4 separate regions of the Mus musculus genome follow, and all the other regions are linked to region 1. Evidence: chromatin loops called from intact Hi-C (ENCODE). Cell type or tissue: left cerebral cortex. All regions are shown on one strand. Links, peaks and the distances in the headings refer to the core of each region. The heading gives the core; the rest is flanking DNA.

The links. A loop is a pair of places that touch in the nucleus more often than their neighbours do. Peaks named below come from ENCODE experiments on the same cell type or tissue, not always from the same donor. Only the 100,000 strongest peaks of a DNase experiment are listed, where the experiment ranks them.
Region 2: it touches region 1 in a loop (1.9-fold over the local background); 6 of 42 quality-filtered maps call a loop at or near these places.
Region 3: it touches region 1 in a loop (2.3-fold over the local background); 2 of 42 quality-filtered maps call a loop at or near these places.
Region 4: a loop joins it to region 1, with 2.1 times the contacts of the local background. A loop is called at or near these places in 8 of 42 quality-filtered maps.

The regions. Positions count from the first base shown.
Region 1 is chr4:125,493,159-125,498,158 of GRCm38, reverse strand. The region is part of intron 1 of Grik3 (glutamate receptor, ionotropic, kainate 3); the gene reads right to left. Among named protein-coding and RNA genes, the nearest start is that of Grik3, 5.0 kb to the right of the region's middle. In left cerebral cortex, for the core only: CTCF peaks have their summits at 2,510 (motif pointing left) and 4,817; DNase peaks (open chromatin) are centred at 455, 907, 2,502 and 4,854; H3K4me3 peaks cover 1,061 bases; H3K27ac peaks cover 1,098 bases.
Region 2 is chr4:125,845,922-125,853,692 of GRCm38, reverse strand. No RefSeq gene overlaps it. Among named protein-coding and RNA genes, the nearest start is that of Gm40249, 13 kb to the right of the region's middle. In left cerebral cortex, for the core only: a CTCF peak has its summit at 3,223; DNase peaks (open chromatin) are centred at 3,199 and 5,890.
Region 3 is chr4:125,227,919-125,235,689 of GRCm38, reverse strand. The region is part of intron 4 of Gm32611 (a long non-coding RNA gene); the gene reads right to left. Among named protein-coding and RNA genes, the nearest start is that of Gm40244, 13 kb to the right of the region's middle. In left cerebral cortex, for the core only: a CTCF peak has its summit at 3,798 (motif pointing left); a DNase peak (open chromatin) is centred at 3,788.
Region 4 is chr4:125,714,598-125,722,368 of GRCm38, reverse strand. No RefSeq gene overlaps it. Among named protein-coding and RNA genes, the nearest start is that of Gm40249, 120 kb to the left of the region's middle. In left cerebral cortex, for the core only: no CTCF peak of the experiment used is centred there; DNase peaks (open chromatin) are centred at 2,471, 2,830 and 3,312.

The DNA of each region.
Region 1 (5,000 bases), core at 1-5,000:
TGAACACAAAGCCCAGAGTGTCAGAGCCACATCTGATGGCAGAGACACGGCCTCCACCCCCAGGGAACCTCCTCCTCCTCTTCCTCCTCCTCCTCCTCTTCCTCGGTTATTAAGCGTTAGGCTCCATACAAAGAGATCCACACATGTTATCACCTTTAGTCCACACGGCAGCCCCGTGAAGGCAGAACTGTAAGGCTCAGACATACATAATGTTTGTAGGTCAGAAAGAACAGACTAAACTCTCACTACATGTTAAGACTTCTATCTCAGCTAGAGAGGAAATAGAGGCTTAGAGGGGAAGTGACTCAGCCCGGGTCATGCAGCAAGCACACAGGAGTAGATTCACACTGAAACGCCAATCAGCTACATCTCGTCAAACCCAGACACACCATTATTTGGAGGTGCCAAGGGAAAAAATTCCATAAGTAAACTCAGACATGGCACATGAGGCCCACGCTGGCTTCTGTGTGAAAAACATAAAGAAAAAACTAGCTTATCATCCATAGAATACATCATTATGAAACATCCATTTTGGTAGTGATGTGGGGAAGGTGGCTGTGGGCAACCTTGGGCAGATCCTTCTGTAAAGCAGATGGCAGAATCACACGCACTAGAGAAAGCCCAAATCCATTCCCGAGCCTAGCCACAGTCAAGGTCAGTAGCACTCGGGATATAAAGGTTAAAAGGAGCAGAGCCAGGAACCGGTGCTGGGACTGAGCTGTGAGGAGAAGAAAACACCAGCAGGAGGGACCGCCTGGACTCTGGGGTGATTCCAAAGAAACAGAACCAAGTCATTTGGGGGAAGGGTGGCAGAGAGGGCTTTGAGGCCTCACACTGTAACATGTGTTCAAAGGAAAGACCCACAAAAATCCAACTGCCTGTTGCCCTCAACTCCAGTTCCCTGGCCCCTCCTCCAGTCTCACCTCTCCAAGCCCCATTGGTTAGGATTGTGTCTGGTAGCTAAGCATCTCTAAATACAAGGACTGTGGAGCCTGAAGCTCACCCAGAAGGGGAGAGTCTGGATTTAAGGAGGCACTCATTGTTGCATCACTGAGGCAAGCTCAAAGTCCTCATCTTTTGGGAGCTTCCTTAAATCCTGACACCCTACCCCAACCCCCAACCCCCAATCCGGGGAACTTCACCAGACTCCAGGCTCTGAACTGGTCTCTGACTACAGGAATAATAGCAAAGACTTAATGTTGCTCGTTGGACCAACTTACGCTTTTGAAAAGACATCACAATTATCTGACTCTGAGAGACAGGCATTCTCTATTTCTCCCCCTTGCAGACAGGGAAGCTGGACAATTACAATGTGAGGACCCCTCTGTCCGAGCCAATCCTAAATGTGTCACTGCTGCAGTAAGTGACACAGCTCCTCCATTCACAAGCAGTGTGGCAGTTGCTGACAGCAACCACCATGTCCCATGCGTTGCCCACCAATCTCGGTTCCAAACCAGATAGGCTCCATTTAGAAGATGGACATGTGACTCTTGCTTAAAAATAGAACAACATAAAAACTATCAGTAGCCTGGAAAGGATGATGGAGAAAGGGAGGGGATGAGGCCGGGGTAGGAAATGGGAGGTGAGGCAGGGGAGAAAGAACAAAGAGGGCTAGTCTACCTCATATCTTTTTTTTTTTTTTTTGCTAGCTCAGGGGTGATAGAAGCTGGAGGTGAGACACACACATCGGGCCCTCAGGTCTCAAAGCTTTGACAGTGTCTTTGAGGATATCCTGGGAAACTCCTGGGAAGCAGAGGGATTTCTGTGAGTAGACTGGCCTCAACCACAGACGAATCCGGCCTTTATCTGGGGCTTGAATTAAAGCTCTGGACAGTCAAAAGGCCAAAGCCAGGTGGACTAGAGAAACACATGAGTGTGTATCTCCCTGGACGTCCACCCGTTTTCACAGTACTCCATCAGCCAGGCTCATTAGCCAGGAGAGCCTGATACTGCATAGATCACTTATGAGCACTAAACAAGGCACCAAAACCATTCCAGACCAGCCAGAACCCCAGAACCACCCAGCCAGACCTTGCTCAGCTTCCAGAACCACGGACACCGGGCCTGCATTTAGCCCCTTTATAAATTATTGCTATCTTCAAACTACACAGCCAGCTCCGAGCCAGCAAGCACCAGATCTGGAGGCTATCTGACCGCAGTGCAAGTCCCGTGTCTACTAGGAACTAGCCATGTGTTTCTGGGCACGTGAGTCCACCCAGCTTAGTTTCTTTGTCTGCAAAATGGGGAGCAGCACCAACCAGCAGCAGACTGTAGAGGCTCAATCAGATAATGGCGAAAATGCTGCAGCCACATTTAGTGAGCACTTACTATCTCTCTGCTACTTGTCATTGTTTGGAAAGCACTCCAAACAGCTTGGCAGCTATTAAGTGCTCAATAAACTACGGCCACGGTATTGTTGCTGCTTTATTATTTTGATGACGCTCCAGACTCAGTGGGGCCCCAGGCAGGAGACTCGGTGGCCATCTGAACACAGACACACTGCCCTCTGCTGCTGCTGCTGGGGAATCAGCACCTCGAAGCAAAACACTCCAGGCCAAGGCCAAGGCCAAGGCACCGGCTCTGGCTGGCCCTCTGGGGGACTCTACCTTCTCGGGCCCTCCTCTCTAGCCTCTGGATAACACACCAGGGTCTTCTGGTTGCAGGCTCCAGAGATGGACCTTATTCTTGGATGTCAGTTCTCTGTTGCCAGGCAGATTCTGGGCACCTCAATCCCTTACCCACTTTTACATGACCCAGTGAAGTGTCAGAGCTCAGTTGCCTCTAGCAGGTCCCGAGCAAGGGTGACTGGGCTCAGGCTGCAGCTGCAGAAAGGAGAGAGGGGTGGCTGACCATGAGAGGACAGGGAGGCCTTGCTTCTAGTGCATCAGAATCAGCCCTAGCCACAAAGCACAAATCTCTCCCCGCCCCAGCCTGCAGCTTCCTTTCCTAGGCCTTGCCTCCTGAGGAGGGGCAGTTCTAATGCCTACAGGATTATCAGGACCTTCTGTCTCTGCAGGATACTCTACTTCCCAATGCTAGAACACCACGGTGCCTGTATGATCACTGTCCCCTGCCACAGAGGCTCACAGTGAGGGCTGGGGGGGTGTTTACAAAAGATGCCAAAGGGAGACAAACACTCTTGCATTTCTGCAAGGGCAAGGAGCCCAGAGCTCACCTTTAAAACACCTTTAAAACAGCACTGTGGGCTAGACTTCTAAACTCAGCCCATCCTGTTCAGTCACAGGGGGATGCCCATGACCTTGGAAAAGCTCAGCCCAGCCTGGCTCACCCCAAACAAAACTGAAAACCCCAGACCATCCTGAGGCCAAATGACTGCTCTGTTCGGGTGCATCTCGAGCACAGAGTGGGAAATAAAACTCCAGCTGGAGAAGGAGAAGCCAGAGCTGGCGGGAGCAAGCTGGGCTGGAAAGTGAAACAGAAATTCCTCAAGTTATCGCTTTCCAAGACCCCTCGGGCCACTCCCAGGTTTTGTCTGAAGCTATTTACTTCTGGGGGGGGGGGGACCCTATTGATCTTCATTCAGCAGCTGTCTGTTCCTACAAGGCGCAATGTTTCCGTACATGGCCAGTCAAGAGAATTCCTCATTGTTTAACATGCAGTGACTCTCAAACGGAGACGGATGTTTGGGACAATTTGGATGATCTGATCAAAGGAGGGGCACATGGGGGATTGTCCCACTGTCCCACTGTCCCGAGAAGGGCTGCTGGAACCTTGTACATTCAGAAACTGCTTAGCCCTGCCCTGACTGTGAAGCCTCCAAGAACGCAGAGCCAGGCGTGCCCTTCCCTCCCACCCCCTTACACCTGCTTTATGTCTCTGCAGTCATTTGGCTTTGAATCCCCCCACTGGCTGGCCAGAGATCAAGGCCAGCTACCGAGCTCCTCATCACACACACACACACACACACACACACACACACACACACACACACACACGACTCTCCATGTTGCCCCAGCTGCTGTTACTACTGCCAGGCTCCTTTTTCAGATTCCAAGAAGCCCTCAATCCTAGGAAAGATATAAGCAGGAGACCTGCATTGATGATAACCGTTCCTGGCAGTCCACTCTAAAGGGAACTTGACACCACAGTTAGGATGTCAACCAAACTGTGTACATAAGGGGAAACTGAGCACAAATGTGGAAAGAAGAAGAATAGAATTTTATCAAAGTGATCCAGTTCATTAAGAGCAGAAAGACGAGGAAATCCAAGCCTCTGTCCTCTATGTCCATCAACCCTCCGCTGCAGCTTGTAGATTATAAACCTATAAATCCAAGTCCCCAATGGAAGGTCACTAAATCTCATTTGGCTGACAAGGCTCAGAGTCTAACTGCTTATCCTAACTGAAGACCTGGATCCATCCAAACAACAATAATGATGACAATAATAGTAAAACGCAGAACAATATGCCTCTTCCATGGCAGCCCTTGATAATCACACACAGAATACATCTTCCACATATTCATATAAAATAATCAATGATCATTTTTTCCCGCAGACTACAATCCAATTACTCTCTCTCTCCCTCACTCTCCTTTGTTACTTGCAAACCATCCAAGCAATCAATGCCTTGACCTCTCCCTCTGATAGACACAATTACAAAAAGACAGAGCAGTGCAATTCATCTATTCAAGACAGATTGTTTGAACACTCTGTCACACTGCTGAGCGATCCATCTCCTTGTCTAGGAGGGAATTTCAGCCCCCAAAAGAGGCACAAAGAGAAGGGGCGGGGAACACCCTCCCCAGGCCAGAGAGCCCATCTTGCACCTGCAGGTAAACCCTCTCTGGTCCTGTGCTCAGCGACGACGCCTGGCTGCTGGAGGAGGGATTCGGGCTCCAAGCTCCAGCCGCTCCAGCAGAAGCACCCAGCATGCTTCAGAGAAGCTCAGTTTCCAGGGCCTCGATCCCTGCAGCCCCAGCCAAGAGAGAGGCCTCAGATCCCAGAGATGGGGATAGAGAGACTGCATCCAGCCTAGCCAA
Region 2 (7,771 bases), core at 1,072-6,071, 350 kb before region 1:
GTTGATCTAGAAAAAAGGAAGGAAGGAAAGGAGGAAAGAAACAAATGGGGAGAGAGACAGACAGACAGACAGACAGACCCTGGCCCATTCCTCTTTGCCTCTGTGTCCTTGCTTCTTGGCTGCTGTGGGATAAGCACCACTCAGTCACTCCTAACTACTCCTCCCAGTTAGGTCCCAAATGGTGGGGTCAAGTGACCATTGACTAAAAACTTCTAAACGGAGAGCAAAACCCAAACCTTTTCACTTTAAAAGTTATTTAGCTCGGGTACTTTGTCATAGCAAGGGAGAACTGACCAGCGTAAGCATGAGAAGATGCTTGGGGTATTTGAGAATGTGAGATAAGAAACCAGAACTTGGATGACAGGCAGGGCCTTGAGGCCATGGGGTAGGCAGCTGGAAAGGGGTGACCCTGAGGACCACGTGACCTCCACTGGCAGGAGGCTGGCATTGGCTAATAAAAAGCCAAGGGTGATTCCGGGTGATGTGAGATGGGCTAAGAAGGATTGAGCAGTGGTCCAATGCAAGCTTAAAGAGGACTTGTTCTCCGTGGCTCTTGGAAACTTGGGAGAGAGGGAGAGTGTTGTCCAGGAGGAAGCCAGACACTAGAGGCAAAAAGAGAGCTGAGTCCCCTCAGGTCCCAGACCTGCCCACCCATGCCCCTGTCATCTGTGAGCTCTGGAGTCAGCACCTTCACCTTCTGTTCCTGTACTGAGAATTTCTGTAGCATCTCTAGGGGATGCGATGGGGGTGTCCCTGGATCCCAGTCTCCTGTGTACTAGGTGTCCCTGCCTTCTGACCAGCCTGGGACTCACAGAGATGACTCTTCTCTGGGTCTATGATTCTCTCCCCTCTGGCCCTCCTGCCCAGGTCCACAGTCTCTATGAGGAGGGGGCTGTTTCCCAGGCAACTGGGAGGAGGAGGAGTGGCTTGGAGGAAGCAAATGTCACCCTGGCTGTGCTGTGAATAATTCACAGCAGTGAAAACTGACTCACCCTCCAGTCTGCCATCTTCTGGAACCTTCTTGTCGACTCCTCCTTGGCAAGCTCCCTCCGCTGCAGTCTGCAGGGCTTCACTGATCTCTTGCCTCCGGCCTCTCTCCTCGGGAGTCTCCCCACCCACTTCTCTCCCATGTTTGGCTGTTTCCTCTCTACCAACTCCTGTGCTAAGTGCACAGGGTGACTCGAGGCAGGGAAATCACCTGTCCCAGATCACATGGTTTTGAAGTGACAGGTTCAGAATGCAAATTGGAGTCTCTCCGGCCTGTGTCCTAGCAGTGGTCCTTGCAGTGGTGGAGACTGTCCGCTTGAGACTGCCCTGAGGCTGCCTTGGGGTTGGAGAGAAGGTATGGGGTGGAGCAAATGAGGTTGAAACAGAGATTGGTTCATTCTGGCTATGGACTGTCCTGCTTGCCCACCCACGGGGCACAGGGCCCCATAAGCAGGGCACAGTCAGTTTTCTCACCCAAAGACTACTGTATATGTGTCCAGAGCCATGGTCCTCAGAGACTGCTATTCTTCTGGGACCTCAGGCCTCACGGGGGGCCTGCTGTTCTCTCTCCCCTACATGCCACAGGTTTGAGGGAGAAAATCCAGTTCTGGACTGGGGTCTCAGTGCTTGAGTAAAGGCTGCTCAAGAAGTCAGTGGAAAGGCTGACAGACCCTGAGGAGTCCTAACCTGAAGATGGCAAACACGTTGATAGGGTTACGACTCAAGGCGGCCACCAAACATGGTCACATTGGTCTAGCTCTCTGGGTCAGGCCCTTGGACAGGGATTCTGAGGCACTTAAAGACAAAATGTGCTGGGAGGCTGGAGTAGGATGCTTATTTCTCAGCTCACTGGCTTCGGCCCAGACACATGCTGCTGTTTTGGAGGTGGTTCATGGGGTCTCCAGGAGTCAGGGAGGTCTTCCTGAGAGACAGTGTGTGGGGTATAAGACTCCTGGGTAGTGCCCTCCTGCAGCGAGAATTTTGAGTCCTTTAAAAACCCAGTTATCTTATGTGAGTATGTTTCTGTCCTAATCCCAGGTGTGGAACATGGGGCTGCTTCAGTTTGTCCACAGCAGCTGACGATGATTTGTCTCATGCTCTAGCAGGGGCATGATTTTACCAGCTGAAGACAGCTTACATTTGGAATTCTGGGGATTCTTGAGAGAGTATAAAAAAGGCTGTGGCCGCTGCTATTTGCTGGTTGGAGATATCCTTAAGACAAAGATCAAACTTGTCCCAAGAAAGTTGACATCCTCTAATTGGCAGGAAGTAGTCTAATGAAATTGATGCCCCCTTCCCCCTCTAACCTTCTTTCTTTCCTACCAAGTGTTGTGGGGTTGGAAGGGTGGAGAGGGTGAGGTAGAAAAAGAGAACCCAATAAAGTAGCCAAAAGCCCTGTTCCACCCTCCCAATTTGAGCCACTTCTAAGGCTGGTAACTACGACCTCAACTTCTGATATTCCACACTGCTGGGCCTCCGGTGAAATTGTCAGCTCAGGGATCAGGTCAAGAGAGGGAATGTCGTTGAGGTTCAAGCAAGCAACCACATGGAAGATGGGGCTTCGAGCTCTTGGTAGCATCCACAGAGAATGTGATTTCCAGGGATTCCAGAGCTTTGCACTCCAGAGAACTCTGGCTGGGACCGGTTTAGATTACAGCTGGATGAGGGAAGGTGCTGGAGTGGGTACTGTGAGGGGAGAGGATCCACTGAGACAGGTATGCTATTTCCTGTTTCACTTGGGTCCTCCCCCCACCTCCCCCCCACCCCATCCATGCCAAGGAGGCACGTGATTGGGCTAGCTGAAGTCATTAGGTGCTGGCTTTCCTCCGCCTTCCTCCTCTCATTGGCCATTTTTCTGCATTTCCGGTCACTTTCAGACCCTCTGAAACTCCACCCCCACCTGCCCACGGCCATCTAGCTTCTCTGCTGACTTCCGGGAGATGTGATTCCCAGCCTGGGCTCTCACCATCGCCCTCTTCCTTCCCACATGTAACCAGGGTCTCATTCTGAACTTGAGTGGCTTCTTAGCCTCTAACCCCAGCATAGTCACCTAGACCTCCATGACCTCCAAGAACACCCCAGAATTCCTGCAAGTAGTCATCTTGATGGGGACCTCATGTTCCCCCAACATGGGACTCAGCCCTCCCCTTTAATCAGCCGGCCTACCTTGCCAGCATTAGAAGCAGTTGGGGTTTGCCAGGCGGTTATGCATGCAGTTTCGTTAGCTGCCACTAGGTGGGCTGGAGTGTCTGGGTAATTAGAAACATTTAATAACGTCTATGCATCACAACAAACAGGAACCTCTCTCTCTCTCTCTCTCTCTCTCTATATATATATATATATATATATATGTGTGTGTGTGTGTGTGTGTGTGTGTGTGTGTGTGTGTGTGTGTAGCAGGATTTATTAAATAGTAGTATAGTAACCAATTTAATAACTGCATATAAAAAGTGAAGGCTAATTTGGAGCAAGATGTAGAAATAGCCCACTGCTTAGGTAAATCAGGCACCCTCATTAGCCCTTAACTGCTAATAATTAAGCTTAATTTTACTTTTACTCTTCACTCCTTTGAGCAATTTAATTTTGGCTTCTTTGAGCCATGTCTGAGCCCCCTGAGACCTCTGGTCGACCATTCAAGATGTTAAGCCACCTTCCTCCGCCTCCACCTCCCCCCCCCCTGCAGCTTTAACTGCCCCATGAAAGAACCTTATCTGTGATTGCTTTCTGCAAATCCCTGGAAAGGCCTTTGGTCTCCTTTGTCTGAGCTTCCAGCCCCTACATCTCCTGCGTTCAGAGTGCAAAACCACAGAGCGAGGGAGCATGCGACACACACGCTCTGTTTTCCTGGGGCTGTCTTTTTTTTCTTTCTTTCTTTTTCCAATTAAGAAAAGTGTTTCTTCCCCCGATCTCATCTCCTGGCCAAACCCTCCACCTTTCAAGCCGTGTCTTGTCTAGAATCTGTTTGTGTCTAAATCTCAAGCTACTCAGCTGACCTTGGTCTTTGTAGCATGTTGGGTGCAGGACCTCGTCACTGTGGCAAGCTGTTCTCTGTGATCAAGGTTTAGAGCTAGGGCCATTCCGCATCATCTCGAATGGAGTTTTTTAAACTGCAGGGGAAACCTTGCAATGACATTTTGGACAGAGAGCCTGAGGGTTCTTCACAGGGGGCGGTGACCATAGAAGATCTCAGGGACAGAGAAGATGGCAAACGGTCTCCCTCCTCCCTTCTGCCCCAGGAAATTCCCCCAGGTATTGTTCATCTTGCTGTTTGTCCTGACGGCCTGTGGGACCCAGGACAGGAGCAAGCCAGGAGAGCTGGAGAGCAGAGGGGGATGGGCAGGCCCAGAGCTCCATTTGAAGTTCCAGGGTTAGTTAAGAGCTGGCCAGCTGAGGTAGGCCATGCACACATTGTGCAGGGAACAATGTAAAATGAAAACACGGAGTTCCTTGTTCAAGATTAAAAATGTCAAGATGGTCCCAGCAGAGCGTCTGCTCAATAGGGAATGGGATGGGAGAAAGGCCAGAGCATCCCAAGGTGCCCTGGGGTTCAGAGGAACACCGTCTGAGAATCACCAAAGTGGAACCCAAGATGACTGGATATAGGTAGGGTTGTCTGGGGAGTATAAGGAAGTAGGGGCAAGAGAAGGGGAAGTCAGACAAGGAAGGAGAGCTCTGTGCAATAAGTAATAAGTGGGCCTGGGACTGGAGAGATGGCTCAGCAGTGAAGGGTATTGGCTGTTCCTCCAGAGGATCCGGGTTCGAGTCTCAGCACCCACAAGCTCACAACTCCTTGTAACTTCTAGTTCCACCCTTTTTCTGGTCTCCCCAGGTGCCAGGCATGCGTATGGTGCACAGACATGCGTGCAGTTAAAACAGCCACACATACATACTGAAAAAAAAGTAAGTGGTCCTCAGTGCTTCTGGGGACAGTGGGACCACAGACCTCCTGACAGACCCTGTGTCTCTGCAAAGGCATTTCTCTGTCCCACCCTCAAGGAAGAGGAATGTGAGGGATGATGACTCTCTGGCAATAACACCCAGATGAACTTTCTGACTGAGGGAGGCTCCAGGTTCCTGGAAGTCTTGCCCTGGTCCTGAGGCAGAAGCAGGAAGACAGAGAACAGCAGTTGAAGTGTGATCGTTACTACAAGACAGATCTGAGGGGTGCGGAGGAAATGGTTTCTGAACCCCAGGAAGATGGGACAGGAGCCTCCTCCTCTGGACCCCAACTTCCCCTCCCTGTACTAATTAGCTCCAGGTTCGAGTCCTCTGGAGGCCTAGTTATTTCCTGCTGCCACAGCGATCAGGGGCCTGGTCTGGTCTGATGAGCTCTCTGGGGCCATAGAGTGGGTTGTGCGAAGTTGCCGGCTAAGCATCTTGATGCCCTCCCATTTGTCACTGGCATTAGAGCTCACACAATGACCTGTCCGCCGCAGACAAGGGGCTCAGACTTCTGGAGAACAGGTCCCGGATGGCCAATGCGGATATCCAATTTAGAATTTCCGTCCATTTACCAGTGAATTGCCCCAAAAGAACACCATTTACGGAGTTGACAAAGGCCAAATTAGATTTCAGATTCTGGTTGTGCGTAGGTGACAGCCGAGAGGATGAAGTGAAGTAGTGCTCCAAAAGCTGCAAGCTTTTGCGAGTCTGAGTTTGCGAGTCTGAGCAGGAAGCCTCCGCTCGGCCTGTCCTCAGCTCTCCTGCAGCCCTGTGATGGGATGGGTGGCTCAGTGGCTCTTATCTGTGTAGCCCTCAGCACTTATTCTGTGGCTCCTTCCCACTGTATCCCGTGGCCTCTGTTCCATCCCATTCTCAGTACCTCTTCTTGCCCCTTCCCCTCTTTCCCTTTGGTTGTATTTCCTGGTTTCTAATTTTCTCCATCTGTTTTCTTGGGGTTCTGCCTCAATTTCTGTTAATTTTGGCAGGCTGCCTTAGCAGACAGAGATCTTTATTTTGTGCGATTAGAGGGTGGCGGTAGAGAGAATGTGATATGTTCACCAAATCCTATTTTATTATTTCTCTGGGCAGATTGCAAGGCTATGTTTTCCAGCCTCTAAAAAGAGATGATGCTGGGGGCTGATGAGATGGCTCAGCTCATAAAGGTGCTTGCAGCCAAGGCTAATGACCTGAGTTCAATCCCTGGAACCCAATTGGTGACAGAAGAGAAGCAACTTCCACAATCGTCCTTTGGCCTCCACATGAACTTCACTGTAGGTGTCTTAGTGTTCCTATTGCTGTGATAAAACATCATGGCCAAAAGCAACTTTTTTGGGGGGTGGGGGAGAGTTTATTTCTTTTATACTTCCACATCACAGTCCATCATTGAAGGAAGATAATGCAGGAACTAAAGGCAGGAGCCTAGAGGCAGGAAGTGAAGCAGAGGCCACGGAGGAACACTACTTTCTTGGTTGCTCTCTCACAGTTTGCCTAGCCTGCTTTCTTATAGGCCCCAGTATCACTGTCCCAAGGGTTGCACCACCCACAATGAGTTAGACTCTCTCCTCAGCCACTAGTGAAGAAAAGCACTATAGACTTGCCTACAGGCAAATATTTTGGAGGCATTTCTCAAATGAGAGTCCCCTTTCCCACATGGCTCTAACTTGTGTCAAATGTGAATGCCCATACATACACATCTGCACAGGCACACAAACCAATAAGTCAACGAATGTAATAAAAACTAAGAAGAAGATGTTTAACTTAAGATTTAAAAGATGAAGACAGGAATACGAAGCCGGAACGAATGGACTCTCTGATGAATTGATTTGGTAGATGGAGTAATGGATGCTGTCCCGGCTAGTTTTATGTCGACTCGACACAAGCTGAATGGAGAGGAGGGAACCTTCTGTTCAGACTGTAGGCAAGCCTTTGGACATTTTCTTAATTAGTGATCAATGGAGGAGGGTTAAGTCCACTGTGGGTGGTGCCATCCCTAGGCTGGGTTCTTTAAGAAAGCAGACTGAACAACCCATGGGGAGCAAGCCAGTAGGCAGCACCCCTCCATGGCCTCTGCGTGGGCTCCAGGCTCTAGGTTCCTGGCCAGCTTGAGTTCCTGTCCTGAGTTCCTTTGATGAACTGTGATGTGGAAGCATAAGTAAAATAAACCCTTTCCCCCCAAGGTGCTTTGGTCACGGTGTTTCATCACAGCAACAGTAACCCTAACTGGGAACAGATGCCAAGTCTATACTTCTCTGTGACTGCGTCACATACATGCCCATGTACTTGCCACAGTCTCATGGTGTTGGGAGTGTATTTTTCTGCTCCTTGAATTAGGAATTTACCACACAACCTGCCTTGCCCGGCAGGATGTCAAGTAAGCATCTTGAAACATTCCATTTATACACACTCTGCCACTGCTAAGAGCAGGGCGTGCCTGACAGTGCCCCAGACTCTCAGTGTCCCAGAAGGATAAGAGACTTGGGCAGGAGACCAAAACTCAAATATATGGCTAGTAGTCAAGGGCGGATAGAGCAGCCAAGACCCAGCCGATTCACAGACACAGAGTTAGGGGAGAGACGGTTGCCTAGCATTACCGTGGCTCTAGGGAGTGATGGCATTGAGGGTTGGAATGATGAGCAGGACCAGTTTATGCAGCCTAGGTGGGGATCTGGATGGGAAACCTTTGGAGAATGCTACTGTCTTTGTACAGGGGTAGAAAGGGTAGACTGATGTGATTCTGCAGATGGGAGAAGATGAGACACAGAGGATATCATCATGACAGAGTGAATCAGACTCCAGCAACCTGGGCCACTAAGGAGCATCCTGAATTCCTCTCATCCTTACC
Region 3 (7,771 bases), core at 1,046-6,045, 260 kb after region 1:
TGCTGTGAGTAAGGTCTGTATATGTGATTCACACATGATCTCATTTATAGTCATCATGATAAGCTGCTATTTCCCGAACCCCTATGAAACCTTTAGTGGCATCGAATCCTCCACAGAGAAAGGGAGTCAGGCCTGGGCCGCCAAATGCCCTGGGTCCTTCAACCAATAAGCAGAAGACCTGCCATGGGAGCTGTGGCTGTGAGGCCCTGGACAGAAGGTTGTGCTAAGATTGTCTCCTGTAACTACTTCTAACCCTGGCGCCTCAAGCCTACTGAGCCAAAGGCAGCTCTTTGCTCACTGATGGATGGAGACCACACTAAATTAATTAAACAGCCAGACTGGCGCAAACTGCCAAATCCTCCACTTACACAGGGTGTGGAGTGTGAATGGGTAGTAGCCAGAAAAGACCCTGCTGCCCCAAAACATTCAACAAAATAAAAATAGTAGCATCTGTGAATTCTCTGGCTCCCATCTATCTGTATTGTCACATTCAAGGTCACACAGTAAGAAGGTCTCAGAGCCAGCATCCAACCCAAGTCCCGAGCATCAGACACGTACCTTAAAGATTCAGTGCAGGGGCTGACAGTGACTTATTTTTCTCAGCCCCCCGGAGGATGTGCTGGAAAATGTGCGGTTGTGTCTTCTGTCAGATATTTAGGGGCTTCTTTTTAAAGAGAGTTGTGCAAACCTGCAGCCAGCATTAGGCCCAGTCAAGACAGGAGTTGAAGGAAGTGGCCACCAACAAGGTCCTGTGACCTCCTTAAGCAAAGGCGAGGCACCCTGGGGTTGACAGGTGGGAGCACAGCCTGAGAAGGAGTGGGCAGCAGAAGGGAGCACGGATGGACTGAGCACCAGAGGGCACAGCAGAAGGGAGCACTGCCAGTGGGCGGGCCAGGCAGCGTGCTGGGCTCCTAGTCTCAGGCCACTGCTTGATCACCTGACTCCATCAGGCAAACCCAGAATTTCTAGTTCATGAGGATGCCCAGGCTCAGGGCTAAGCTGTGCATGAAGATCACGTAGCTCCTCTTCTCAGGGGTGGAGGCAGGAGGAATATGGAACAGACCTGGGGGCTTTGCCCCTACTGATCAGACACTGAGAAACTGTGGTCTTGACTCCTAAGTCCTCTGTCCTAATTAGGGTTTCTATTGCTATGATGAAACACCATGACCAAAAAGCAAGCCGGAGAGGAAAGGGTTCATTAGGCTTATACTTCCACATTGTAGTCCATCACTGAAGAAGGCCAGCACAGGAATTCAAACAGGGCAGGAACCTGGAGGTAGGAGCTGATACAGAGGACAGGGAGGGGTGCTGCTTACTGGCTTGCTCTCGATGGCTTGCTCAGCTTGCTTTTTTTTACAGAACCCAAGACCATCAGCCCAAGGATGGCCCCACCCATAATAAGCTAGGTCCTCCCCCATCAGTAACTAATTAAGAAAATGTCCTACAAGCTTGCCTCCAGCCAGACCTCATGAAGGGATTTTCTCAACTGAGGTTCCCTCTTCTCAGGTGACTTTGGCTTAAGTCAAGTTGGCATTAAACTAGCCCGCACAGACTCCTGGTTTAACCCTGGTCCCTGATCCCTTTCTTTGTTCTTGGGGACTCTGGCTTTCAATTCCATCTTGTGCCTCGCTCCTCATCCTGAGATGTCACACCCTGAATGGGCCGGGGATGTAGCTCAGTTGGTAAAGTGTTTGTCTATCAAGCACAAGGTCCTGGATTTGATCCCCCAGCCCAGAACAAACTAATTGTGGTAGTGCATTCTTGTAATTTCAGACTTTCAAAGGCAGAGGCAGGAAGATCAGGTGTTCAAGGTCGTCAGCAGAGGCCACCCGGGATCCATGAGACTCTGTCTCAAGATCAACAAGCAATCAAAAACTTTTTTTTTAAAGATTTATTTATTTATTATATGTAAGTACACTGTAGCTGTCCTCAGATACTCCAGAAGAGGGCATCAGATTTTGTTACGGATGGTTGTGAGCCACCATGTGGTTGTTGGGATTTGAACTCAGGACCTTCAGAAGAGCAGTCGGTGCTCTTAACCACTGAGCCATCTCGCCAGCCCCAAAACTTTTTTTTTTTTTTTTTGTTTCGAGACAGGGTTTCTCTGTATAGCCCTGGCTGTCCTGGAACTCACTTTGTAAACCAGGCTGGCCTCGAACTCAGAAATCCACCTGCCTCTGCCTCCCAAGAGCTAGGATTAAAGGCGTGAGCCACCACCGCCCGGCAATCAAAAACTTTTAATGGGACCTAAGAACCAGACATTCAAGAAGTCAAAACAGGAAAATCACATGTTCAAGGCCAATAATAATAATAATAATAATAATAAAAGGAAACTGGGCTCTCTTGGCCAGGGGAGAACCAAGGGTCTGTGCCATCCTCTACCCAAAGCATCTTTCCCAAAATGCTGGCTGGGACTCTACCATCTGAGGCATCCATTTGTCCCTCCCTGGCTCTTCCCAAGGCCTCGAGGGCCTTTGCTAGCCTGGACAATGCTGCAGCTCATACACACGGCCCTCTGGAGACCAGAGAAGCACTGGATGAAGGACTCCAACCCTTGGGGCTCCATCCTGACCACCAATAACTCCTTCTCTGGCTCATGACCTTGTCTGGGCTAGACCTTCCCCACTGGGCACCCAGTGACCTCTAGAAAAGGGGTGGATGGCCTGGCAAGTGGGTGAGTTAAACTACCATTAACCCTTCAGACCCCAGGCCGATCACAGCTTCCTTGAGAAAGCCCTCTCTGACCCACATCTCAAAGGCACTGAGCACCTATCTGTCAGGTACTCGATAACCCACAACCAAACTCTTATGCCACAGATCACGGCGGCATCTGTCTCTCTGGTTAGGCTGCACAGCAATCCGTGGAGCTGGGAGCTGTTTACCACCTACAGATCCCCAGCAGTCAGCACAGAACTCTGCCCAGCAGGAGTAGAGTGAATATTTACTGAGTGGATGATGATTGAGGGATTTATCTGTCAGAGTGGCGGGGGGTGGGGTGGGGGGGGGGCTCCTCTGGGCTCCCACAGTTGTGGACACAGCCCTCTGTCCTGCATATCCACTAAGCCCTTTCCTGCCTACCCCTCTTTCACAAACCTCAAACTCATTCAGAGCTAAATCTGGTCCAGAATTTTCAAGTCAGGGTGTGTGTGTGTGTGTGTGTGTGTGTGTGTGTGTGTGTGTGTGTGTTTAATCTACATATCTAATGTATCTTAAAGAATAGAAAGACTTGCCAATGCCAGGTCACATGACCCAATAAACTCCACAACTGTGATCTCTCTAGGTAAAGGCCTAAGTCTTCAGATTCCCCAGTCCCTCTCCAAGTTCCTTCCCAGCCGGGTCCATGCATCCCCATGACCCTGTCTTTTGGCTCTGGGACCCATTGCTGTTTCCAGAACGCCACCTTTCTCCTCTCTGGCTGAGAACATCCCCAGTTTAGGGCTGCCCCAGAGCGCAGGCACCATACTCGGGACTGAATGAGCGCCTGTGCATTGAGCAGAAGGAAGCTCTAGGGAGCGGGGAGACACAGGAGAGGGGGGCTTCCCTGGGGAAGGAGCACGGATTAGCCGTTCTTTAGGGATTACTTAAGAAGAGATAATTGGGTGCACCAAACACTTTGTATTTTGTCTCATTAGCTGCCGCGACGCTTGCCATGCTTAAAGTTGGGGTGGTAAGTAGGTTAATCTCATTGAACTGGTTTAATAAATAGAAATCCATTTTCAACTGTTTCCCAGGAAAGGGAATACCTCTGCTATGGCCAAGCTCCCCGAAGAGGTCTGGGAATCTATTGCCACCTGGTGGCAATGTGTATGTATTGCAGGAGGAATATTCTAAACAGGTAGAAGTGCTCGCTCAGAGAGGTGGGAGAGTTGGATCCTGCCCCAGGGGAAGCAGCCCCGACACAAAGGGAAGCCACCAGTGGCACAAATAACTGACTTGTGGAAAAAACTGAGTGTGGTGAAATTTAAAGCACAAATATTTAGTTTTTGAGAAATCTGATCTGGGCTGAAAATCTTTCTGAAAGCTTTTAACTACAATCATGACATTTGGGGGACTTAGGTGGATAGTTCAGTGGTAAGGCAATTGTACCTCTGTGAGGCCCTAGGTTCAATCCTCAGCACTGTTCTCCAAGCAAAAGACAATGAGAACTGGCTCTAATGTAAGGCAGACCAAGAGTGAGCCTAGCCCCACCAAACCCTGTGACACTATCTGAACCATTTCTAGCTGGCAAGGTTTTCTATATATGCATATACATGCAGTGGCTTTCTAAATATGCATTTCTCTTCCCTCTGGCAGATCTTCACACCAATCTTTCAAAGTAAATCCTATTATTATCCCATTTTACAGATGGAAAAACTAAGGCTCAGAGAGGCACCATCCCATGCCTGGGAGTGACTGGCTCTGGCTTGGCTCTGGCCCTTCACTGTTTCTTTGCATCCCTATGCAAGAAAGCTACTGTGAGTCCAGAACTGACAGTGATGGCTAGCGTTACAAACTTGATAGAATCTAGACTCACCAAGGAGACAGGGCTCTGAGCATGCCTTAGGGGCCTATCTTGATTAGGTCAGTTGAGGGAAAAGACACGCCCACTGTGGGTGACAGCATTCCTTCGGCACAAGTCCCAGACTGCATAAAAAGGTGAAAGCTGGCTGAGTACAAGTTCTCCTTGTTCCCTGTTTCTAGACTGCAAATGCAATGTGACCAGCTCCCTACCAGCTCCCTTAAGTCCACGCCATGGTAAATTCCATGACCTGGAACTGTAAGCCAAAATAAGCCCTTTCTCCCTGGAATTGCTTCTGTCCTGGTATTTCATCACAGCAGAAAAGTAACAGAGCAAGCAACAGAGTCAGCCAGCAATTGGCCCTCACTATCATCTCTGTGGGCTTCTGGGAAAGACACAGAAACACCAAGAGAACCCATAGAAGCTGGTCTTAGATTTTGGCTTGACCTCTTCTTGTAGGACCCTGTCCCAGAAGAGATTGACTGGCTGCGGTCCTGAGCCTGAACAGACCCTCAGACACCTGCCCACAATGTCCGCAGCCACTGCCAGGCAGTAGAAAGCCTTAGCTGCTGACTCGTAGATTCACAGTATGTTATGCACTCCCTAGAGAGAAATACAAAAAAACAAAGACAAAACCACAACTCTCCCCAGACTGCCTTGTGGTCTCTATGAAAGGAAACAATACGGGCAGTCTTTGTGTTTAAAAGAAAAATTACTGAAACAAGCAAAAAAGATTCCAGTTTGCACTCTTTTGAATTGAGAGAAATAAGCAAACACTATTTCCTAAATCTATATTCGCTGGGAAGCATCCTTTTATTATATTTATGCGAAAACATGAGTCAAATCTCATCCCAGGCCGAGAGAAGACACATTCAATAATAAAATGCAAACGCTGTTTGCGGGGAATTACAGAGGATCAAGTTTCTGGCCTATTGTGAGGAGTGGTTTAAAATTAAGACTTTTAAGCTTCATGTATCCCAATTTTATTTTGCAATAATCTATGCCTTTAACTTACCCTGTTTATATTTGCTCCCAATAATGTAGCCAAAAATCCAGCAAGCACTGATTGTGAAAAGGGTAACTCATTATCTGCTTCCGCCCAGGAATAACAAAGGGGAAAAAAAGAGGGTGTTTGCTCGCGCCCCCACAGTTCTTGGGAAATATTTGCTCTCAGACATTTGGTAATATCACGGAGAGCTCGCCTTTCTGCATGGGAGCTTTGCAATTTTAAAGAGATACTTAAGAAGAGCAGAAAGGAGATGACAAAGGTTTGTGCCTACAGCTCCGGTCCCAGTGGAGTCCCGTCTGCAAACTCACCTGAGGCATTCTGGGATACTTACAGAAGCTTCCAGCAAGCGTGGATGGCTCAAAAAAACGCCTCAAAAAGGCAAGGAGGGCTATGGGAGAAAAGACCCCGTGCAGTACTGGGAGCTACCCTGAGCAAAAGGACTCAGTGCACATGGCTCACAGGCACTCGGTGGCACTGAGCTGGGGTCACTAGGTAGAAGGGAAGTTGCTTTGAGAGCTGGATTCTGGGAGGCCTGGAATTTGCGTCCCCTCCCTCTCCCCACACCCCCTCTCCTATCCCTATTGCCTCCCCATTCCCAAGTGCCTTCTTTCCTTCTCTTCCCTCCTCCATACCGACATCTTGCTCTCTGATGAATGTGTTCCCATCGCTGCCAAGGCTCACACCCAGACTTCCTGACCTTTATCTAATGTGTTTTGCTCCTTCCAGAGCGCTGTACCTACACGAATCTTTCTTAAACTGGATACACACATCCCTGGAGACTCCCATCGGTGCGCTGAAGAATATATGAGCTACATGACAAACATGGCCGGTCCTGCTGGCATTGAGATTACCCGACGGCGAGCAACTTGAAACGCTGTCTTCGCGTTAAAAGAAACAGCGCAGATGCATTATGGAGCTGAATGCAAAATTCCCATGAATTTTTAAGCTGCGGTGAGACTTCAATGAATGCTGAGTTTGTGGCGGGTTGTTTTAAGCTACGCCCCCGTCCCGCCCCCACCCCCCAGGGCACCTGTTTACTCTCTTCTGCAGTCAGGTTTTGCTTTGGTGGGAAACTTTGAGAAGCTCTGACTTACTTTGTCGCATAGAATCCTTACCTTTGAAAAGAAAGACGATTGGAAAGCTGAAGGGAGATACAGGGCTACAGAGACACAGGGCCACCTGCCCTGAGTCAGCTAACAAGCCCAGCCAAAATGTCTGTGCAGGTATTCTAGCCCATTGCATGGCAAGGTACTGCCAGGTGTTTGGAGCCACCAGGGACAAGGACCAGAGATGGGAACTAGAGGTGGTGGGCCAGTTAAAGAGGATGTTTCAAGATACATACCTGGAACTAACTGGCAGTCTCTAAACTCTTGAGCGAGCAGGTGCTTCAAGTCTGGAGCCTTAGACCCAGGCATCTGCCATTCTGGTGTTTCTTAGATTAGCCACTATTAGCTGCCATTTCCCAGACCCAGAAAAGCAGAGAGGCTGGAATCAGGGCCTCTAGCACTTTTGAAAAGATTCAAGGGGTAAAGGGTGATCACAGGGAATATGGTGGCCCTGTTGCTTCCTCTGAACCTCCTGTTGTCACATGTGGTGGGTGTGGTGGTTTGAAAATGCCTGGCCCAGGGAGTAGCATTATTAGGAGGTGTGTCTTTGTTGGAGTAGGTGTGGCCTTGTTGGAAAAAGTGTGTCACTGTGGATGTGGGCTTTAAGACCCTCATCCTAGCTGCCTGGAAGCCAGTCTTCTCCTGTTTGCCTTTGGAACAAAATATAGAACTCTCCACTCCTCCTGCAACATGTCTGCCTGCATGTTCCCTCCTTGATGATCATGGACTGAACCTCTGAACCTGTAAGCCAGCCTCAATTAAATGTTGTCCTTTATAAGAGTTGCCTTGGTCATGGTGCCTCTTCTCAGCAGTAAAACTCTGACTAATACACCAGGTCAAGTGCTGCAGCTGCCAGGTCTCTGAGGCCAGCAGGGTTCTAGAGTCAGTGGCTAAATGGTCATTGGAAGAGAAGACTGGAGTCTAGATTGGAATTGTAGAATCCAGATCCTGTTTTAAGCCAGGCAAGGAATCCTGTCCCATTATTCCAAGAGGGTTGGTTTCTTGCTCCCTCTGGTTGTAACAGGGGTTAAGGCCAAGGGCTCCACAGTCAGAACTATCTGGGTTCAAATCCCAATTGTACCATCAACTAGCTACATGCTTTATAGGTCTGTGATTTGGTTCACTCCTCTGTGAATGGAGATACTCTTTGTACTTGGC
Region 4 (7,771 bases), core at 1,194-6,193, 220 kb before region 1:
CCTCCTTCTTGAATTCTGGGATACGTTTTGCTCAACGAGGCTTCACACATCCACCAGGAGCATCAACTACCCAAGTGCTTATGAGGACACATCAATGGGGAGAGGTCTTTGAACTCTCTGAGCTATCTGCCAACATCTCCCCCCATGTGCATCCTTCTGGCAATGACAGGCATTTATCCCCGACACTCAGAGGCCATATTACAGTCAGATGCTGGAGGTATGCTTGCTAGGATGTCACTAAATTGATGACAGCTCCTCCAGTCACAGGACAGGAGCCAAAGGGGAGACTTGGAGAACACCTACCTCCCCAACACACCGTCACTCCTAAGTCACATAGGTTGGGGACGGTGGTGCCTTGTGTTTTCTCTGCTGCACTTTGGGAGAGCGCAGGGCAGAAGCCAAGGAAGGAATGTGGAACTCTGAGTCTGGTTGAGAGCCGACTGTGGATCTCAGGCACATGTAAGGCCCTGTGCCAGTGAGCATGCGGGAACGGTCCACTGAGGCCCATTCATGGCCAGTCTTTTCTCCCTCGGAGGCACTTTCCTGGTGTCACCTGCTGGTATGGTCAGCTCTTGTCTCTGAGGCCTGGGTGGAAGGACTGTTTCTGCTAAGCAGAGGTAGAAAGAAGCATGGCTCTTCAGCCCATTTACTTCAGCTCAGATTGGGCAATAATGAGGAAGGCTCCCCGCTGAGATGGTAGAATCTCGATTGCCTTAACCCTCCAAACCCACCATCGCTGCTTTCCACCATAGAGAACAGAAGGATAAATTCAAGCAAGAAATAAAGATGTCTGTGCTAAGGCACTACAGGAACGGGTTGTGGTCTCAGCATAGCCTACCCTATCCCAATTAACGCAATTACTGTTTATTAATCACCTACCATGTGCCAGGTTCAGTCAACCCTCCTCACCCATGGGTTTACACAATTACAGGTTGAGAAATTAGAAAACAATAGTGTCTGGACCTAACATGTAGACGGTTCCCCAGACAATACAATATCATGATTATTGACATAGAATTTGCATAATGTATTAGATATTGTAAGTCATGTCAAGATGATTTAAAGTCAAGAGGGAGTACGTGCCAAGTCTGCAGATGCTGTGGGCGTTGAGCATCTGCGGGTTAGACTGGAGGAGTCCTGGAGGCAATGACCATGGACCCCAGGAATGACTGTTTAAATGACAGTTTAATGACTGGGTTTAAATGACCACCACACATCATCTCCCAAGTCCTTGGAGTGACCTTCCAGCAGGGTCTATTGTCACAGAAGAGAAAACTGAGGCACAGGGATGAAGCACCTTCCAAGAGTTGTCACACAGTGAGGCAGTAGTGGAACTGGTTTCAGACCTGTCATTTTACTGCACCAATTCCAGAGAAGCCTGTTGGGTTTTCTGCCCCATCAGGCTCCAGTATCCACAAGCACATGAAAGTTGTCCATAGTGTCCCAAACCTGAGAAGAGTCCATGTGCTGTGTTAATTTAGTTCAAGGAGGAAGAATTAAGGGCTTCAGGCACATAATGAGTCTCTGCTCAGTGGAGTTGCCTTGCTGGTGGAGGATACAGCTGGGCACAGATGTGAAGCCGGGACTGCATGGTGCAGGTGTAAGGTGCAAGTGAATGGTGTAGCCATATGGTACAGGTGCATAGTGCAGGTGCATGGTACAGGTGTATGGTGCAGGTGCATGGTGCAGGTGTATGGTGTAGGTGCATGGTGCAGGTGTATGGTGCAGGTGCATGGTGCAAATGCATGGTGCAGGTGTCGGTAGGCACACACATTTGCATGTGTATGAGAGAGTATCTCAGAGATGATGAGCAAGGAGACAGAATAAGCTTGGGAGTGAGGAGGCGAGGACTAGGCTGAGAGCAAATATGTCTACTGTGGAGATGTTGAGTGTGGCTGGTTTTCCTCATCTATTCAAAAGCTTCCCCATCCGCGTAGGTCAGGAGGACCCCACCCACTGAGGGACTTGCTACACTGCCAGGCCTGCTGCTGGCCAGGAGCACAGCATCATTTCAGGGCTTAGTTTTGATTTTTGCTAATCCAAGGTCTGAGTCCCAAAACAGGCAACCACTTCCAGATTTAACCGGTTCCCCATGGTGACCTTGAGCACGTCTTGGCTGTGTGTATTCATTTGATAAATGAAACAATCACGTTTCCCTGGAAAGCCACTTGTGAGGACACCTGGTGAGTTCTTTCTCCCTGCCTTCCCACTCTGTGACTGCTCCTGCAAGGGCCCTTGGTGACAAGGGCAGCCTTAGGTCCTCCCCCTTTGAAAAGACCCTTCCCGGACCGTTCCTGAATCCAGAAAGAGGTCCTGCCTGAGGGGGACTCGGGGGCCATCTGTGGGTGGCCCTGCCTTCCTGTGGAAAAGAAAGAGCCACTTGAGCATGAAGCTCCCTCAGCCTCTCCCAGCATCACGTCCCCGGAGGGAGTCACAGGCCCAGTAATGTATGGCTCCATTTTTAGATGTTGCCGAATTCCATTTGCTGGAGATCTGTGTTTTATTGCCGTATCAGTGTTTCTAAATTGCACTATATTTTCTTAGCTTGATGGGAATTTACAGCACCCGGATTGGAGCAAAATTGGGCTCTCCCCGCGGCTCGGAAATCACTGGGGTCGATTGCTATGGCTGCTGTCTACCCCTCTGAGTGTTTCTGCTAATTATTCATATTAAGAAGGAATCTAAGACCGAGAAGGGAGGCTGGGAGGCCCACTTGGGGGAGACATCCATCAGGACTAGGACTCGGCGGCTGCTTCCTGCAGGATCTGGGCCACCTAAGAGGAGGTGGGAGGGCCAATGTGTGGGGTGCTCAAACAAAGATGGATTCCAGGCTGAAGAGTTGGGAAAGACCCAAGTAACAGCCAGCCACAGGCCTGGCACATCTGAGGGAATAGTAGACATCAGAATGCCAGCCTTAGTAACTGGAGCGGGAAGGATTCTTGCCAGAGGACCCCTTGGGTGGTCTCCAAGCACTTCCCTATCTTCTTCATTTGCCTGTGAGGAAAGAGGCCAGGGGACATCAACTCCATTTTACAGATGAGGAAGCTGAAGACCTAGGGGATGAAGTCACGTGGCAGAGCAGAGATTGCAAGCAAGGCTGTCTGACTCTACAGTGGCACTTGCTTCATCCCCATAGGCGGCTGTCTCTCCCTTTGGTTACCACACAGAGACAGGGAAGAACTGCTTTTATTTAAAGAGCTTCACTCCGCATGCGCCAGACATTGCACTAAAAGTTCCAGGCATCATTGTTTTAGGGGTGGGTGCTGGCCCATTTTATGGGCCAGTCTCTGGATGATCCTTAAATTTGCATAGTCACACGTGACTCCTATGTCACAAAGCTGAGATTCAGCCTCAGGGGTATCTGCTCAGAGCCACTCTGAGTCACCGTGCTCTCCTGCTACTGGTGACAAGGGCTCTTCCAATGTTTGCTGAGGTAGAACGAGCTGCCTGGCTCTGGGTGGCAGTCCTGGTGCATTCTGGGAGTCAGATGGAGTTGTCTGCTGCTGACATCCAGCTGACTGCAGGCTTGCACACTGATGGCTCGTTGCTTGGGCTGCACCTGTGTTTCGAAGTCCCCATCTTCCCGGCTCCCTTCTTCCAAGGTAGCATAATATGACTACCTCGGGCACTGGACAGTGAGAGGAGAGAGGATCGAGGTCCCAGCTGAGGCCCATCCCTCTGGCAAGTCTGGGTAGTTTATCTCACTTGGCAGTGATGCTCTGTCTAGAAGCACGTCTGACGTTCTGTGCAATAAAGTTAATGGACTTCTCCGTGGCGGAGCAGCCGCTGAATTCTCTTGCAGCAGATGCTGAGGGTTATGGACGTTCTAATTAGGAAGCTGCCTTTGGCATCGGGGAAAGGGAGGGGAGGCCTGGGATGAGGCTGCACGCCCTGCAAAGACCCCCTGCTGAGGCGCTCTCCTAGTGCTCGGCAGACCCCCACTCGCTTCAGTAGAGAAAGAAGATATTTCTTCCTCTTTTATCTTCTACTTCCTTTCCTGCCTCAGTGGGTCCTTGGTGAGCCGGAAATGACCGGGCAGGACTAGGCAGAGTGACCACCGTCTTTCAACTTGGAGCAACAAGCAATTGGGGTTTAGTGGCAGTGGTCAAATAAAACTCGCAACCAAGTTAATCTGACACATTTATTGATGTGCATAATTGTTATTGGGTTGCACTGCAATTAGGAATAAATGGTAGGTCGTTCCTGTGAGTGACTGTAATTAGTAATTCACATTTTTGGGTCCAATCAAGTTTGGATCCCCCCCCCCCCCCCCCGTGTGGTGTCTAAACAGCTTGGCTGTGGACTGCGTTCCAATTCACTCCTTTGTTCTTTGAGCTTCTCATTCACCACATCGCCAGACCAGAGGCCTCAGACTGGAGTCTCTTTCCACTGCCTACTGGATCCTTGTGGGCGATCCCTCTCTCCCACTTCCTACACCTACAGTGTGGGGATAGGACCCCAGAGCTCAGAGAGCTGTGTGACAAGAATCTTGTGAGCGGAGGCGTGCAGGGGCCTCAGCCAGTGACCACTTATATTTTATTATTTGTTACTATTGTTTATGACAAGTCCTCTTGCTAAAGCATCAGGCACCAAGAGATCTACCCTTAGACAGGAGGGGATTCAGAGTGTAAATTATTTTTTAAAAAGATCTAAGCCTTTAGATCAGTTGGGGGAAGAGTGTACCCCTGGGAAGTTCTCGTGGGAGGATTGCTGTTAAAGCTCTGTCTGTGCCTTGGTGTTCAATGTAACTTCTTGCCACCCTCTGAGCCCCCACGCAAGTCCTGCCAGTGCCATCGACCGTGATATGACGTACCTGAATGGCCCTCACCAAAGCCAGAAGAGGCACCCAGGAAGCCACCATGCCTCTGAGCCTCCAAACTATAAGATCAATAAACCCCTGTTCTTTATAAAGTCCAGCCAGTGTTAACCTGACTAATACACGAAGGGAGGTGGTCTTTGCAGTGCAGTGAAAGGCTTGAGACACGCACGGTGACTGGATAGAGGCTCTCCCAGGCTCTTGAAGAAAACTTTCTCTGCACATGGAAGCAGAGAATTCCCTGGGGAGAACGTGTGCTTTGTCAACATGTTTATCACAGAGGAGACAGCCCGGGAGACAGCCTAGAGCCAGCTGAGGTGGTTGGGGAATGTCAGGAAGCCCAGAGCTGCGGAGGAATGATGGGAAGCCAAGGTGAGGGATCTGATGGTGAGTTGTGAGCCCTAGGGAGGATAAAAGGGGATGAGGTGCGATTGGCCTCTAGAGTTGGAGAGGTAGAGGGTTCTGAGTTAGGCTCTGAATCTATTCCTCCGGACCTCAGGCAAGTTGTTGGTCTCTCTGAACCCCAGTTTCTTCATCAATAAAGCAGCCAGCTCCACAGCAGACACTATCAGCACATATCTTACCCTTACTCCACCAGTGCTCTGCCTGAGGCTTTGCCCTGGTTCAGGGGGCCAGCCAAAGATGGTAAAGACTTGGTGGCTGCACACCCCAGCTCTCTCACCCTTTAGTTGAGAACTCTTGTGTCACATGGTCTAGGCTGGCTGCCCAGACACAGGCTCACACTGCCCGTTTCCCTTGTATCATGTTGGGGATGGCCACTCGGTCTGCTAGGCTCTAGATAGTGGGGAATCTGAGGTAGAGGCCTGAATCCTGCAGGACTGACAGTTGGGCCTTTGGAAGTTAAGGACCTTGACCTGTCAAGGCCTTGTTTCCGGTCCAGAGGAAGGTTTGTTTCAGGTTGGGGCTACTGCTCTGGATGCGGTCTCTGTGGGGTCTCCACATCCTGGATCCTGTGTAGGGCTGAGGCGGGCAATAAATCCCCTCAGTGGAGCTGGTCCCAGCATGGGCCACCCAGCAGAAAGGCCTCATCAGCGGCCTCATTTGCATAAGATAATGAACCCGCAGTAAAAATAGGAATAGAAAAAAAAATGGCCTGGCAACTTTGTTTCCATAATGACAGATGCTTCTTAAAGACTTAGCTTCTGTTTTCCAGAGGAAGTCCCCAGGGGCAGGATCTGGTCCAGCCTGCCGTCCTGTCCTATCCCCCAGCCCTGACCTTCTCTCCTAGGCCTGCTGCTGGGCAGTCACAGGGCACAGAAGCAAGGGACAGGAGCCCAGTTGAGGGTCAGAAAGGCCCGTTGAGAACAGTCTTCTTACATCCCACGCTGAAAATGGCTTTTGGATTTCTTCCTTCCTGTCCATGTGAACTCGCCAAGGAAGCAGAGTGGGCATTCCCACCACACAGGAGAAGCACCCAAATCCTGTGAGGTGTGCCAAGTCACCCGCCAAAACCGAGGCAGGAGTGGGAGGACTTGAAACTCAAGCCCCGGCTCTGAGTCTGTCCTGGCTGCCTTGGGAGATGGCTGATCAGAGGGTTTATTTCGTTGTTGACTTCTGACAGGCCAGGCCTATGGCAAGCAGTCTCCATCACTCTCTGAGGGGACAGTCCTCACGATCACGTGTGTCACAGATAAGGTAACGGAGGCAGAGGGTACGCAGTAGTTTGTTCAAGGTTACACAGCCAGGAGGTGGTGGAACCGGAATTCTTGCATAAAATGTTAACAACCTCAATGAATGGGTGGATGGGTGGGCAGCTCTACCTCACCCCAACCATCCGCCCCCCTTGCTCTACCTCACCCCAACCATGGCCTCTTTTCTCCTCACTCTCTGCTGGACCTGGAGTTCTCCCTGAAGCCCGGTATGCTCACTCCCAAGACTTCTCCCAGTGATGGGCAGACATCCTTCAATCCTGGACCTTTCTGTGTCGCCTTACCTGGCTGTAGCTCCACGCTAACAAAGTCCTTCGGGTCTTGGGTGCCTCTCCTTCCACTGGTTGTTGGGATCTTGCCTGAGCCTTGCTAGGCAATGGGACAGGAAGCTAAGTATTTCAGGATTCTGACAGTTCACAGTCTCTGGGATTCTCTGGATCTTTCAGTCCTTCTCTAAGCCTGTGTCTCATGACTATACTCAGTGACTGCTCTCTTTCCTCAGGTCACACTTGATTGGACAAGTAGCCGTCTGAGCCAAGCCGCTTTCCTGTTTTGGGAATGACAATTACACGGGCTTGAGAGCTTAACATAGGCCTGCCCATTGGGAAAGTTTAGGGCAGGCCGGCCTGGGTAAAAATCCTCTACATCTTCCAGCTGTTTTCTGATCACGTCATAGTGTAACATGGAAAGTTCTGGAAAAAAATCTGAGGGAAGTCAGTGGTTCTCAACGTGAGGGCCATGACCCTCTTGGAGGGGATTTGAATGACCCTTCCATAGGGATCCCATGTCAAATATCCTGCATGTCTGACATTTACATTATTATTCACAATCCTATGTATCAAAATTATAGTTATGAGGTAGCAATGAAAATAATTTCATGGTGGTGGTGGTGGGGTCACCACAACATGAGGGACTGTATTAAAGGGTCATAGCATTAGGAAGGTTGAGAACTACTGCTCTAAGTGAATATGTGAGTCTGAGTGGCCAAGGGGTACAGAGACCCCCTTCTCGCTCCCATCTGGAATGTTCCTGTCATGAGAGTGTTAGCAACGTCCATTCACTACCCACCTCCAGCATCCTGGACAATTATGACAGGGGGTGTGGTTCATAGCATCTTTTCAGTCTAGACTTCCAGAGTCCTGGATCGTAACTCCTGTGTCTCTCCTTCCAAGCTTGTGCCAGGCTTAGGGGAAGGAAGTGGCTCTCTCACTGGAGCAGCTTCAAGTTGTCTTGGGAGCCACTCCTCAGGGGCCTAGGTTGGCCTGGCTTTCTCATCTCTTCCACT